2 separate regions of the Homo sapiens genome follow, and region 1 is linked to region 2. The links are chromatin loops, found by intact Hi-C in ENCODE. Cell type or tissue: heart left ventricle. All regions are shown on one strand. Each heading gives the region's core, and the rest is flanking DNA. Links, peaks and the distances in the headings are about the cores only.

Region 1 (2,922 bases), core at 169-2,668, 920 kb after region 2:
AAGGAAAACATATTTAGAGTATCACATTTTCTTCGGCTAATAAAATTATGGTCAGTCAGTCACAAACATTTTTGATATGTTGATTTTAAAAGATACAGCAAAATATCTGGTATAATAGTGTTTTTTTAAAATGAGGAAATAAATGATTACAGAAAAGAATAAAATGCAGAAATACTCTAAGATGAGTGTCTAATTACTCCAGAATCTCACTGCTCTGATTTCTAATTTCTGCTATAAACGCCCACACAGGAATGTTGGTAAAGTCTTAGTAAAAAGAAAAATAAAACTAATATCTATTCCTAATGTTGTATATTAAGCCCTAATATTGTTGTCTACTCTTTCACTGAGCAATGTACTCATCTTTTAATCCCCTAGCATCTATAACTTCAGCCACAAATTTCTTATTTTAAAATGGCTTTATAGTCTTAAGGCTGAGGCTATATTTGAAATGAACAGAAGTATAGAGATTGAAATTCCGCAGTGCAATTTTATAACTTTACAAATAAAGATATTATTTGAGATACTGAGAATTTTAATATTCTCTGAGGCTTAAGAAAAAGAAATAAAGCAAAATATTTACACACTATTAATTTTCAGAAGGGGCTTATCTATAAACACAGGACTATACATTTAGATATTGATGGACTGAGTAGTGATCAATTCTTACTGATATTTCTTATTCTTTGTCTTAAATTGTATTGAATGCAGGTATATTTAATAGAATCTTCCTTATTTAAAAGGCATCAAGGTTAAGCGAAGCTTTATGGCTAAGGGCACAGCCTAAGACTAGAGGAATATCGTCTGAGGCCAAGCTGTTTTCCACCTCTTAACAGATACGTAATCTTTACTGAACTTCACTGAACGTTTGTTTTCTCATTTGTAAAACTGATAATCAAAAACTAACTTCTGGAGCTGCTGTAAATATTACCCTGAGAAAAATAATTAAAACAGTAATGAAAACGTCTCAACACAGCACATGCCCCTCTTTGCAAGATCAATATGAGTTATTCTTATTATTACTATTCAGTTAGTGACACGGAAACCCACGGGTGTTTGGTTCTTCTGTTGCAATGGTTTTCAAATGGGGTTGATCTTATACCTCAGAGGACATCTGGCAATGCCTGGAGACATTTTTGGCTGTCACAGCTGGGAGAATAGGGTGCTACTGGCATCTAGTGGGTAGAGGCCAGGGGTGCTGATAAACGTCCTGCAATGCACAGGACCAACAAAAAAATTCTCAGGTCTATATTGGCAATAATGATGAGGCTGAAAAATCCTGTTCTTTGGCACTAAGCTTCATTACCTTAAGAATAAATGTTATCTCTTAATAATCTTTAAATTCTTACTATTGATCACAAGGAATAGGCTTCTTAAGGAAACACATTTCATTCTTTTCTGTAATCACTTTATTTCCTCATTTAAAAAACACTCTTTATTAAACTAGGCATCATGATGCACGCTGGAGGTTCAAAGATCAAATAAATGAAGTTTGCCCTTAGTAAGATCATAGAACGTTAATTTATAGAGGGAAACACATAATTGCCCCGCACAGAGATGCATAAATCATGATGACAGAGATGTTGCTTATGATGGTGGCAGGAGTGGGGGTACTTAAAGATGTTGCTGGAGAGATGGGATGGAGCGTGTCATGCATGGTCTGTTCCCACTAAAACATCTGTGCACTTCACCTTCTAAATCAGGGGACAGGGCTGAAAGGTTTGAAGTGGGAGATACCATGACTCAATGTGTGCTTTATAAAGCTTTTCTGGTGTTAGTATAGACAAGAGATGAAAAATGTAAAAGAAGAAATACACAAACCAAACAGGATAAAATTTAAAAGTGCAAACTAGAGATTGTGAAATTCCAAGTTTGACCAGCGACAGGTTCAAGGGGAGAAAGTTGTGAATAGGGTTTTGCACGAATACTCGATGAATGAGTAGCTGAAGAAGAGAAGGAAGGAGTCCTGTGAGAAACCTAGATTGCTGTGTCAGAGACTGGACTGATACATGTGGAAAGAAAAAGGTGGGGAGAAAGGATAATGGGTTTAGTTTGGACATTCTGAGCTGTGAGGCTGATGTTCACAGAATCTGGGAGAGGGATTGCTTGAAGCAAAAAGAATAAAAGTCACCAAAATACGTATTTAGTTATTGGGACTAGGGGCTGGGCATGGTGGCTCACGCCTGTTACCCCAGCATTTTGGAAGGCTGAGGCAGGCGGATCACCGGAGGTCAGGAGTTCAAGACCTTCCTGGCCAACATGGTGAAACCTCATCTCTACTAAAAATACAAAAAAATTAACCAGGCACGGTAGCGGGCTCCTGTAATCCCAGCTACTTGGGAGGCTGAGGCAGGAGAATAACTTGAACCGGGGAGGTGAAGGTTGCAGTGACCCGAGACTGCACCACTGCACTCCAGCCTGGGAAACAAGAAAGAAACTCCATCTCAAATACATACATATATATATATATATATATATATATATATATATATATATATATATATATGTATATATAGATAGATAGACAGACAGATAGATAGATAGATATTATTGGGACTGGGAAGCCAATGCAATAAAAAATTGAGTCTCAGTGGGTTTTTGTCGACTCACTTTGGGGTGCGATGCTGGTAGAAATGTGGATGTCCTTCAGGTTTTATATGGATCCGGAACCACATGTGAGAAAAGCCTGGGTTGGATATGGACTGGGTGCATATAAGCACCCAGGAGAAAGTGGCAGCAGGGGAGGAGGCTAGCAGAACGCTTTTTTGTTTGTTTTTAAATTATCTGAGCCCATTCCAAATGTCACAGGTAAATATGAATACATAACTCATTAATTGTTAGCAATAAATGAGTTTGTAAGGATGTATTTTCAGTAACATTAGCATCTCTATTATACTATTGTGCCCTGAATTCACAATTCACAGC
Region 2 (2,922 bases), core at 297-2,796:
TCTCATCTATCCCACACCTGCTTGCCGTCTTTCAGTCTGCAAAATGACCTGCCTTCTCACTCTCAAAAGACCATCTCAGCATGATGAGTTGATGATTCTCTATCAATGGCCTCCTTTCCCTCTCATCCATTTCAAAATATTTGTATGTCTTCACTGGTATTTTTCTCCTTGTTTACCTCTCCAGAGGAAACAGAATCTTTCCACTAGACAAAGGCTCACCCCTCCATCGAGGTCCTGAATGCAATCTCTCTTATTTTTCTAACCTTCTAAGCATGTAATAATTCATCCAAACCGGAGGAAAAGGAAGCTATGATGGGAAGGCATAGGGGGCCATCAGGTCTGAACTGAGACTGCACTAGTCCAACCAAACATGCTATCTCCGACATGCCTTAAATCTCTTTCTTTACACCACCTGCCAATCAATAAATATGATGAAAAGATTCCATATTAAAAATGAATGAATAAAAGAACCCTTGATCTCTCTGATTTTCCTCTTTTATTCTTATCACCTCCAAAGTTCTAGGGAAGGCAGTCTATATCTGCTTCCTTCCCACTTCAGTTTGTTGAAATCTCCACCAGGTTCTGGATATCATTCTTGTAAAACTCATCAGTGGTTTAACTTCGGTGGAGCCTCATCCTATTTAATGTTATCCGAAATTTAACCACTGCCTACCTCTTCTTCTTAAAGCTATCTCTTTTCTTGAAATATGAGGAATGATTCTCTCCTGGCTCTCATCTCTCCTGCCTTTCTGCTTCTCGGATTTTGCTGATTCCTTTCTGTGGGGACATGGTTAATATTTGTGGGACTGTCAAACTCCTCATTGCAGCCATGGCTCCTCCAAAAGGTAGGGTTCTCCTTGGGCTTCTGATGCCTTCTCTTTCTGGGTCATTTCCACCAGCAGAGGGACCCCTTGAGGCGAGGGTGCTAATCCTTGTTCTGCAGACTATAAGGAACAGGCAGGGTTGTGTCAATACACTCGTGGGACAAGGGAGCCTGGTGAAAACCCCATGCATATGAGATAGGGGTGTGGCTGAGCAGGAGAAGGAGGACAGACAGCAAGGAGGCGAGTCGGCCTCTCTTCCAGTCCTCAAGTCTGCCCCAGTGCTTGTCCTACTGTGACTTGCCTTGGAGGAGTGAGGCATTGGAGAGGGAAAAGCTTGCATGAGCCAGGCCTGACCCTTGGGCTGCCAGTCTTCATGATACAAACCTGTATGTTTAGGAGACAGAGAGACCAGCAGGGGCAGCAGTATGAGCTGTTTTCATGAGCCCTAGTAAGTTAGAGAGGCCTTAAAATTAAGTCTACAATAAGATGATAGGCCTTCCTACTTAGAAAAAATAAGGATGCCCATCCATGTGAATAGATAGATATTCACAAAGGCAGTGCCCATGCTAACCACAGTACTGGCCGGTGGGAGGATCTCTGTTCTTAGCCTGGTCACACATTTCTCCTAGTGGACTCCAAGTTGGGTCACACAGCCCTATTGTCACTCCCTGGCTACTGAGCACAACTGCTTACAATCCACCCTGTCCCCATCCTGGGTAGCCTGGAAAATCCCTGTAATTATAAACAGGCCCTGTCTCCAAGCCATCCCTCTCCCCAGGGCCCCACCGCAAGGTGGAGACGGTGACTCAGCTTGGCCCCTGCTGGAGCTTATTTCTGTGGGCAGTCCCAGCAGGAAATCATTGGGAGTTGAGGCATTGGGAGGGCCTTCTTAGGGGCTGCTGGGTTCTGGACAGCAGGAGAGGGAGGAGAGTTGCTCGGGAGCTCTCCAAGCTAAATCAATCCTTTCCCTTTCAGCTCAGAGATAAAAACCTGGAGTGCCATTTGAGCGCTCAGCACCCAGGAATGTCCCCACACAGCTGACAGGCATCAGCTTCCATTTAGAATGTGTGAGATTGCTGGCTGCCAGACCCACCCCTGTGGTTTAGTGAATGCCAAGAAAGTCCTGGAAATGAAGGAATTAAATAGCCATAGTCCAAGCATGTATTTCTCACACTGAGAATTACTCAGCACCCTCACATAGCAGATCCGGATATGTGGGTTACAATAATCCCTTATATTTATATAGCACTTTTTAGTTTACAAAGCACTTTCAAGTCCATTAGTGCATGTGATCCTCCAGACGGCCCTATGAAACATCAGGGAAGCTATTATTAGTCTCGCCCCACTCTGCTCCCATAATTCTTTGTACATACCTCCTCTAAAACACTTATCACTTGGTTCTGTAATGACTTGCTTACAGTGTGTTACAGTGAAAAGAACATGGGCTTTGGAATCAAACAGCCTTGAGTGTGAAAGCTGGCTCTGCCATTTACCATCTGCCTGAGCTTAGGTTAGGTACTTCCTCTCTCTAAGTCTTAGTTTTCCTATTTCTAAGAGTGCGGCTAAGAAGCTGATGATCTCCCCTGGTTGTTGTAAGAATTAGAGAATGGAATGCATATGAAAGTACCAAACACTGTCAGAATGCAGTAAGTGCTCACTAAAGATTGGATCTTCTCTTCCCTAGTGACAGTGCGTGACTTAAAGCCTGGCCCCACACTTTATTTATTTTGTGTATCTCCAGAGCTTAGCACAAGATTTGGTAAATGGGCATTATTTAAAAACAAGAAAAAACAAATGCATGAATGAAAGAATCCTATTTTATAAACAAGGAAACAGAAGCCCAAAGTGGCTAAGTGCTCTATCAAGGGTGAAAGTGGAATTTCTGGTACCTTATCTGAAGTCCCCCCTGTTGCAGGTTCTCAACATCTGTTGTCAATCTTCCTATTAGTTAATTAAACTCCTGCCCCAAACACCATCCTTGACTGTTGTCGATGCTTCTGGCTTTTTCCCAATGAGCTCAACTCTTCAAGGAAATGAAAGAGCCTCATTTGCACAGAAAGGCCAGAAAACCCTAGTTGGCCAGCATCCTTTGGGTCTA

Evidence for each region. Hi-C counts contacts between places; a loop is a spot of excess contacts. Peaks named below come from ENCODE experiments on the same cell type or tissue, not always from the same donor. Only the 100,000 strongest peaks of a DNase experiment are listed, where the experiment ranks them.
Region 1: it touches region 2 in a loop (4-fold over the local background); 3 of 110 quality-filtered maps call a loop at or near these places.

Annotation. Positions count from the first base shown.
Region 1 is chr2:4,990,660-4,993,581 of GRCh38, reverse strand. No RefSeq gene overlaps it. Among named protein-coding and RNA genes, the nearest start is that of LINC01249, 340 kb to the right of the region's middle. In heart left ventricle, for the core only: a CTCF peak has its summit at 1,173 (motif pointing left); no DNase peak of the experiment used is centred there.
Region 2 is chr2:5,914,218-5,917,139 of GRCh38, reverse strand. No RefSeq gene overlaps it. Among named protein-coding and RNA genes, the nearest start is that of SILC1, 17 kb to the left of the region's middle. In heart left ventricle, for the core only: CTCF peaks have their summits at 894 (motif pointing right) and 1,597 (motif pointing right); no DNase peak of the experiment used is centred there; H3K27ac peaks cover 1,836 bases.